2 separate regions of the Homo sapiens genome follow, and region 2 is linked to region 1. A link is a loop called in an ENCODE intact Hi-C map of the cell type or tissue named here. Cell type or tissue: sigmoid colon. All regions are shown on one strand. Links, peaks and the distances in the headings refer to the core of each region. The heading gives the core; the rest is flanking DNA.

Evidence for each region. Hi-C counts contacts between places; a loop is a spot of excess contacts. Peaks named below come from ENCODE experiments on the same cell type or tissue, not always from the same donor. Only the 100,000 strongest peaks of a DNase experiment are listed, where the experiment ranks them.
Region 2: a loop joins it to region 1, with 2.8 times the contacts of the local background. A loop is called at or near these places in 1 of 110 quality-filtered maps.

What each region holds. Positions count from the first base shown.
Region 1 is chr17:21,073,736-21,078,126 of GRCh38, forward strand. It overlaps LINC01563 (long intergenic non-protein coding RNA 1563), which reads left to right and starts at 1,821. Exons shown (of 2, transcript NR_110896.1): 1 at 1,821-2,222. RefSeq lists an enhancer at 1,502-2,002. In sigmoid colon, for the core only: no CTCF peak of the experiment used is centred there; DNase peaks (open chromatin) are centred at 1,506 and 1,876.
Region 2 is chr17:21,163,552-21,167,942 of GRCh38, forward strand. All of the region lies in intron 1 of DHRS7B (dehydrogenase/reductase 7B), which reads left to right. Among named protein-coding and RNA genes, the nearest start is that of DHRS7B, 39 kb to the left of the region's middle. In sigmoid colon, for the core only: no CTCF peak of the experiment used is centred there; a DNase peak (open chromatin) is centred at 2,570.

The sequences.
Region 1 (4,391 bases), core at 316-4,315:
CTCTGTCGCCCAGGCTGGAGGGCAGTGGCGCGATCTCGGCTCTCGGCTCACCGCAACCTCTGCCTCCCAGGTTCAAGCAATTGTCCTGCCTCAGCCTCCTGAGTAGCTGGGATTACAGGTGTGCATCACCACGCCTGGCTAATTTTTTTTTGTACTTTTAGGAGAGACAGGGTTACACCATAATGGCCAGGCTGGTCCCAAACTCCTGACCTTGTGGTCTGCCCTCCTTGGCCTTCCAAAGTGCTGGGATTACAGGTGTGAGCCACCATGCCCGGCCTGCCTTGCTCTTATAAGTTCTTATCTAAGAACTTCCATCTGTGGGGTCAAGCATGACTCTTTTAAATACTAATCCACCATGCCACTTCTGACTAACTCTTGAGTCCAGGAATGCCTCCAAAATGTGGGGTTGACATATTGCTTTTTACGTAGAAACACCTAGTCACTGTAAGATTCACCTTTCTTCCAAAACAACCCTGGATGTTGTTGCATACATCATAGGCTGTGATGCCCATAGCCACCTACACACTCCTTCCAGAGCACTATGCTTCTTCCCCAAGACATAAGACCTGGATCTGGGGGATTGCAACGTGAGGATCTACCTGTCTTGTGGCCACCCAAGACCACGCTTCTGTCTATAAATGCCCCTAATAAATCACCCTATACCGACAACTGAATGTCTGCCCCATTCTTTGGTTTTTTGGCTCCTCTGGCATTTGGGGGCCACTTTGCACATACAGCCCTTTTGGGGAACAGCCTCCTGCATGCTGGCCCCTGCTGGAGCCTGGCCTCCCACTGACAACCCTTTCACATTGACCGCTGGAGTAGTTTCCTGTGGCTGCCATAGCAAATCAACACAAAGTTGGTGGCTTAAAACAACAGGACTTCAACAGATCTTTTTCAGAGATATGAATCTACCCACAATAGTCTACCCTCTGGTTCCCATAAATTCATGTTCTTCCCACTTGCAATGTATAGTCACCCTATTCCAACACCCCTAAAAGTCTGAACCCATTCCATTATCAACTCCAGTTACAAAATCTCATCTAAATACTGCCAACCCCAAAAGTCCCAAATTTCTTTCTTTCTCTCTCTTTCTTTCTCTTTCTTTCTTTCCTCCCTCCCTCCCTCCCAGCTTTTCTTTCTTTCCTTCCTTCCTTCCTTCCTTCCTTCCTTCCTTCCTTCTTTCCTCCCTCCCTCCCTCCCTCTCTCTTTCTTTCTGATGAAGTTTCACTCTTGTTGCCCAGGCTGGAGTGCAATGGTGCAATCTTGGCTCACCACAACCTCTGCCTCCCAGATTCAAGCGATTCTCCTGCCTCAGCCTCCTAAATAGCTGGGATTACAGGTATGCGCCACCACACCTGGCTAATTCTGTATTTTTAGGAGGGATGGGGTTTCACCATTTTCTCCACGTTGGTCAGGCTGGTCTCGAACTTCCGACCTCAGGTGATCCACTTGCCTCGGCCTCCCAAAGTGCTGGGATTACAGGCGTGAGGCACCGTGCCCGGCCGATGCAGTTCTTATAAACAGCAAAGTCTTGCTTTTGAATTACGAGTCTGTAGCCTCTTTTCTCCGCAACATTGAGCCTCTGCCAACCTTGTTAAAACTCAAGGATTCTTTTGTTATAACACTAAGAGTTGAAGGGGAGAATGGATATGGGCTACAGCTAGCCTTTTCTGCCACAATTCCACTTGTCACAGACATGTTAGTTCCCATTTGAAATTTTTCTGCACCATACAAAATTTAATCCTCAGGCCCATGTGGTCTGTGGGTGGGTCTTGTTCAGCCCCAACAAATGAAAGAAGATTAATTAACAGAAGCAGCTGCAGCTGGGCCTGGAGGCAGTGGCTCTACAGCAGCAGTGAGAGCCGAGCTGTGGCAGACACATGCTCTTCCCCTGACTCACGGCTGCCCAGTTCCCTCCAGCGAGGCTGCTGACCTATTTTTCTATTAGGAACAACCAGCCAATGTGATAATGAGGAAAATGTATTCTGGCCCCTATGAAGTTTAGTGAAGCCCGAATGAAGTGGAGGAGGCCACGGAGATGCACGAGGAAGAGCATTCCAGGCAGAGGGAACAGCGAGGACAAAAGCCCCCGGGCAGGAATGGGTGTGCAAGCCTGAGATCCAACATGGCGGAGAGCAAGCCGGAAGTGCTGCGCGGGGATCCTAAGGGAGCACTGAACAGGACAAGCTCAGTTTTGTCCCTCAAACCTCCACAATCAGGTAAGTCAGTCGGCCTCGCATAAGATATATGTTTTCCCCACCAATCTCCATTCTGAGGAGTGGAGTAGAAACTCCCTCTCCTCTCATGAAATGTTGAGTATCAGGGAGCAAGTGTGTGCTAAAAAGGGTTACCTCGGTGGAACTAGGTTGCTCAAATCCTGAACATTCCGAAGGAAGGACTGGCCCCTGACCAGCTCTGGGGAGCTAACTTCTGGGTCTTTGGAATATGCCTGAGGAGAGCACCTTTGTGACCTGAGACTTCAGCCCTGCCTACACCTTATGCTAACAGTGTGGTTTATGGGGAAGACCTGTTTTTATTTGCTGGGAGCCCTGGGCCATGCTGTATCTCTTTGACTTCTGGATGGGTGGGGAACTGAGGAATAAATTGCTAAGGCCAGTCATGTAGATGCTCCATGCCTATATGACTGACCTCCAATAAAAATCCTGGCACCAAGACTTGGGTAAGCTTTCCTCATTGACAGTAATTGGTGTGTATTATTGTCACACGTTGTTGCTGGGAGGACTAAGTGTTGTCCATGTGACTCCGCAGAGAACTCCTGGAAGTTCACCCCGGTTTCTCCTGAACTCTGCCCTATTGTCCCTTTTTCCTATGCTGATTTTAATCTGTATTCTTTTTATCCCCAAGTTCTGGCAAGTCTTTGATGTATTCTTTTCCCATAATAAACTGTAACTGTGAGCATAACAGTTTTTCCAAATTCTGTGAGCCCTCCTAGCGAATCATCAAACCTGAGAGTGGCCTGGGGGACCACAAAACAAAGTTGAATTCATCCCATCTATTTTTCCATCATCTTGCTACTCTACCTAGGTGTCAAAGCCCTAGTAGGAAGAGTCTGATTGGCTAACTTGAGTCACCCAGCCCATCTTGGCCAGGGGAGGACAGGCACCTTGACAAGCAGGCCCCACACAGCTGCACTGAGTGGGAAGGAGGATGCCCAAAATTACTTGTATCAGGAAGAGAGAGTTGGGGCCAGTGTGGTGGCTTACACCTGTAATCCCACTGCTTTGAGAGGCTGAGGCAAGAGCATTACTTGAGCCCAGGAGGTTGAGGTGGCAGTGAGCTGTGATCACTCTTCTACTCTCCAGCCTGGGTGACAAGACCCTGTCTCAAAAAAAGCCAAAACAAAACAGGAGAGTTGGGAGCTGGGATTCTGGTCAGGTCAAATAGTTAATATATGCACCAGGCAGGGAAATGGGAGTCCACGTTAGCAGGAAAAAGTTGGAGTCTTCTGGAGATACTGACCAAAAAGCCATGTGGTATCTGGGTTTGTATCCATCCAACTGTTGGCATCAAGAAATCACAACAGTCATTGGAGAGTGTCAGCTGCAGGATGCAACAGAATGTCAAAGATCCAGAGATTTTTGTTGTGGGTTGAATTATGTCCACTCCTGCCAAAATATGTTAAAGTCCTAACCTCTGGTACTTATTTGAAAATAGAGTCTTTGCAGATGTAATGAGGTTAAGATGAGGTCATACGGGATTAGGATGGGCCCTAAATCCAATGGCTGATTCCTCACAAAGAGAGAGATTTGATGACAAACAGGTGCACAGAAAGAAGACCATGTAAAGACGGAGGCAGAGGTTGGGGTGATTCAACCCAAGGAACACCAAGGATTGCTGGCAGCCAGCAGAATCAGGAAGGGGCAACAGTGGATTCTTCATGGAGCTGTCAGAGCATAACCCTGCCAAAACCTTGATTTCAAACTTCTGGCCCCAAGGACCATGAGAGAATCAATTTCTGTTGTTTTAAGCCACCAAGCATGTGGCAATTTATTATGGAAGCCCTAGGAAACCTTACAGATTTTGCCACTGGAAAGGGAGTGCTGCTTCTAAAGATACGGGTTGAATTGTCCACGCGGACGGCCAGTGCTGTAGAAAAATGATTGAAATGTCCACTCCTGTATCTACCAATCCTTTAAATTTCTTTCCCTGAATAGTTATTTCACAGGTAGGACGTTTATTAGTAATTTGATTTAGCCAATAAGCTGCTTTGCCTTATTTATTTGTGCTTCCAAATCCTCCTGTTCATTTAATTTTACTTTTCCCCATTTCCATATACGGCACAACAAGGAGCTATGCTGTATGCTCTCCTGGCTCTGCTTTCCAGGGAACAGAAGTAGTTATAACAATTTGAATTTCCCCATTGTAAT
Region 2 (4,391 bases), core at 196-4,195, 90 kb after region 1:
GGATGGAAAAGCAATATAAATGACCAGATTACCTAGGTGCTTAAAATTGCATCAGGTGGCCTCCTTGTAGCCCTTGCCACATGGTAATTAAATGTTTGTTACTGATTGTTCTCCTCACTGGCTTAGTCCACACACACAGTGGCATCAGGGGCTGGGTCTTGTTGATTCACTGATATCCAAGCTCCACATCCTTAGGGTGTGATCACAGCTCACTGCAGCCTCTACTTCTGGGTCTCAAGTGATCCTCCCACTTCAGCCTCCCAAGTAGCTAGGACCACAGACATGTGCCAGTATGCCCTGCTAATTTTTGTATTTTTGGTAGAGACGGGGTTTTACCATGTTGCCCAGGCCAGTCTCAAGCTCCTGAGCTCAAGTGATCCTCCTGTCTTGGCCTCCTAAAGGGCTGAAATTACAGGCATGAGCCACAGCACCTGGCTATGCTGCTCAATCTTGAGTGCAGATATTGTCAATTGTTGTGCTTTTTTTTTTTTTTTTGAGACAGGGTGTCATTCTGTCTCCTAGGCTGGAGTGCAGTGGCATCATCATAGCTCACTATAACCTCAAACTCCTGGGCTCAGGCAATCCTCCCACCTCAGCCTCCTGAGTAGCTGGGACCACAGGTGCATGCCACCACACCTGGCTACTTTTTTCACTTTTTTTATACAGACGGGGTCTCACTCTGTTGCCCAGGCTGGTCTCAAACTCCTGGGCTCAAGCAGTCCTCCCGCCTCAGCCTCCTGAGTAGCTGGGGATTACAGGCATGAGCCACTGGGCCAGCCTTGCTTAATTAAGTTTCTGAAACTGATGCCTGTAGATAGTTCCTCTTAGATACTCTAGTTGACGCTGTAGCATCTCCTTTTAAACTAGATTCCTGAACTCCTAGATTTCTGACCTCATATTTATGTTGGCATCTTGTCTGTCTTGTTGCTGTTGTTATATGTAATTTTTAAAGACAATAATCTGATTTAGGAGTCACAAACCAGCAGTGGCCTCGGCCAGGTGCGGTGTTCGGCCAGCACAGCAGTTTGAATTGTTTTGACTTTGAATGAAGTCTTCAGGCAAGGCTTGTACTTTGGACAGCCCACTACTCTGTGTTGTTTCACACTGATTGTTTCTTTCATTATCACAATTATTTAATTTTTGTGTTTCTTTGTATATTGTCAGTCTTCCATAGGGGCTGCCTCCATGAGGTCAGACAGCTTTTCTCCTTCGTTCATTGCCCTCCACCCCAGCCCTAGCCCAGTGCCTGGTACCAGAGGGCACTTGAGAAGTGTAGTTGAGTGGATGAGTGCACGACATCCAGGATCTGAGGTGATCCCTGGTGTGGGTGTGAAGGAATACGGTTGGTCTTTCTACCAAACATACTCAAACATGACGAGCCCTTAAAGCTGCCAGCTTGGCTGCTATTGCTTGGAACGTTTCTGAAATCCTCTCTGGGAATTGCCTTTTTTCAGTCAGTTTATGATTCAACAGCACAGTTGTTCAAGATTTTCATATTTACAAAGTGCTTTCCTATGCATTTTCCTATTGGAGCGATCATCCCCATTCTGAGGTGAGTGTGCTTAGTTTCAAGTAGTGAATGAATCTGCCTGTGTTGCACAGCAAGTATGCAGCATGGTGGTCTTGTCCCCCTCCCCCATGCTGGCTTGGTGTTTTCTCTTCTTCACCACCACAGTCAGTGCCTTGTCCAGTTTCTGTCAGGGGTGGGTGCGGGGGGCCTGGGGCTCTGGTGTGTTTTCTAGGAAAGAGAGTGACATTATTCCAGTGTCTTCTGGTAACACTATATTCACTTTTTTTTTCTTTTTTTTGGGACAGGGTCTCACTCTGTCACCCAGGCTGGAGTGCAATGGCACCATCTCCACCTCCTGTGTTCAAGCTGTCCTCCCACTTCAGCCTCCCAAGTAGCTGGGACTACAGGCGCGTGCCACCATGCCTGGCTAATTTTTAATTTTTGGTAAAGATGGGGTTTCGCTGTTGCCCAGGCTGGTCCCAAACTTGTGAGCTCAAGCAGTCCACCCATCCTGGCCTCCCAAAATGGTGAGATTACAGGTGTGAGTCAACTGCGCCTGATCTAAATTCACTTTAAGAAGCATATTAAGGCCGGACGTGGTGGCTCAGCATTTTGGGAGGCTGAGGTGGGCAGATCACAAGGTCAGGAGTTCGAGACCAGCCTGGCCAGTATGGTGAAACCCCGTCTCTACTAAAAATACAAAAATTAGCCAGGTGTGGTGGCGTGCGCCTGTAGTCGCAGCTACGCGGGAGGCTGAGGCAGAAGAATTACTTGAACCCAGGAGGTGGAGGTTGCAGTGAGCAAAGATCGCGGCACTGCTCTCCAGCCTGGGCAACAGAGCAAGACTCCGTCTCCAAAAAAAAAAAAAAAAAACCACATTAAAAACCAAAATTGTGTGTGTCCAAGTTCCTAGGTAGCCATAGTAAGTGCTATAATTGATAAGGAGGGCTTTAGGCCATAATGAACAGACAGACTTGGCGCGGGCTCTGCCTCCTGTTCATTGTCACCGCACTCCTGTGCCATCATATTACAGGGCCCGGGGCTGGGCTTTGGCACCTTTCTCCGCCCCCCCTCACAGGATTGCCGGGAAGCATGTGCTTGGCATCTTACTGGAGAGCAGAGCTCACTTCAATGTGGCTGCTCTTCCCAGGATTGAACACTCAGGAGCCTGGTCTGAAATCTCCAGCCTTCCTTCAGGTTTTATTTTTACTAAAGCCAGCCTGTACTCTTTTAAACCAGGGAGCTGAAGGCTGGCTTCTGAAAATACACCCCACAGGCCACTCTGCCGTGGCTTGTTCAGGCATTCCAGGGAGGGCTTGCTGACCTGAAGGTGTCCTCTGGCCCAGGTCAAAAGACCAGAGAAGACACTGGCGCCAGGAACCGCCACTGGCAAGGTAGCTGCCATCTGAGGTAGGATATTGTTCTTTTTTTTTTCCAGTCGAAGGCGGCCTTAATGTGGCTTCTCAGACATTTGAGACCAAAAAAAAAAAAAGGCAGTTTGACCCTGCCTTTACTTTCTGAAAATGACAGAAGCTTTCAGATATATTTCAAGATATGGGTCATAAGCATGACCCATAGTTTATGTCACCTTAAATAGAGCAGCTGATTAGAACTGGCCATTGGTTATAAAATAAAAGAGTACGTGTAGGTTTGTGGGAGCAGGATCCTAACTGCTTTAGCAATACTAAGCCACTCCTTGCCGTGTGATTTCAGTGTCTTTCCTTCCAGTTGGAACTCCTCTCTGCCCTTTAGCCTGATTTTCTTGTGTGTAACATGGCAAATTATTTCATGGCTAATCCTTCTTACAGACCTGAAATTGTTCTTTTTAAAAAAAACTTTGGTGGGTTTTGAGATCCCCTCCTTTGATTCTCAGATGTGGCTGTTAGTAGTTTAATTTCTGTATGTGGTTTCTGAGTAGCTTCCAACAACCTATTTTTGTTAACAGTTCTTTAAAAAAAAAAATGCTCGAGAGAAAGGAATCTTAGGAACGGATTCCGTCTGTGAAATGCAAGGGAGAATTTTGGCCAAAGTAGAAGGAATGGAATGGATGACATAAAGGGTGACATTTGTGCTCAGAGTTGATTTCTTGGTGATAGTCTCATGTCTAATTTGAGGTTCCAGAAGCCCTTTAAAGGGTGGATGAGCTGCACAAATGGATGTGAGGGAGTTACACAGTGGTGGGTTCAGCAGAAAGTAAAGGAGCAGCAGAATCACAGAGAGAAGCCCCGAACTCTGGCTGCCCGGGCCCAAGGAACCCTCACCCTTAGCGGGACTTTGCTACCTTTGCACTCTTTTAACCTGGGTCTAGAGCTCATGGATCTGGCAAGGGATGAAAATATAAGCAGACAGTATTAATATGTGAGCCCCTGAGCTCTCTCCCTTCCTCACGCCAGTTCGTGAGTCTCATCAGTGTGAGACTGTGTTTCAGGTCTCTTGCCCAAGGACTAAGAGTGTGACTATGACTGCACACATTCCATGTGTAGGTGGTGCCCTCTGCTTCCAGATGCCGTGTGCACTATGGTTTCTATTTGAGGGGCTCTCACCTTCTTTTTCTGGCTTCACTCTCTCTCCCCATGTCTCTGTCCTGCTTTCTGCCATGGCTCACAGTGGTGCTAGACAGACTCTGTCCCTTCTTTCTACAAGCTGATCTCCAAATGCTGAAAATCGTGAGCCAGATATTTTTTCCCAGTCCCTTTTTATACCATCAATCTTGCCTTCTCAGTCCATGATCTGGCTATATATCTGAAACTAGCAGTTAATAAGGATTTTGGTATAAAATGCATGATTGATAAATATATTAAAGTTTATACATATATATAAATCCTTCTTGTATGCCATTTTCAAAGAAAACAGGCCTCCCTTTGACCTTGCTTTATGTAGA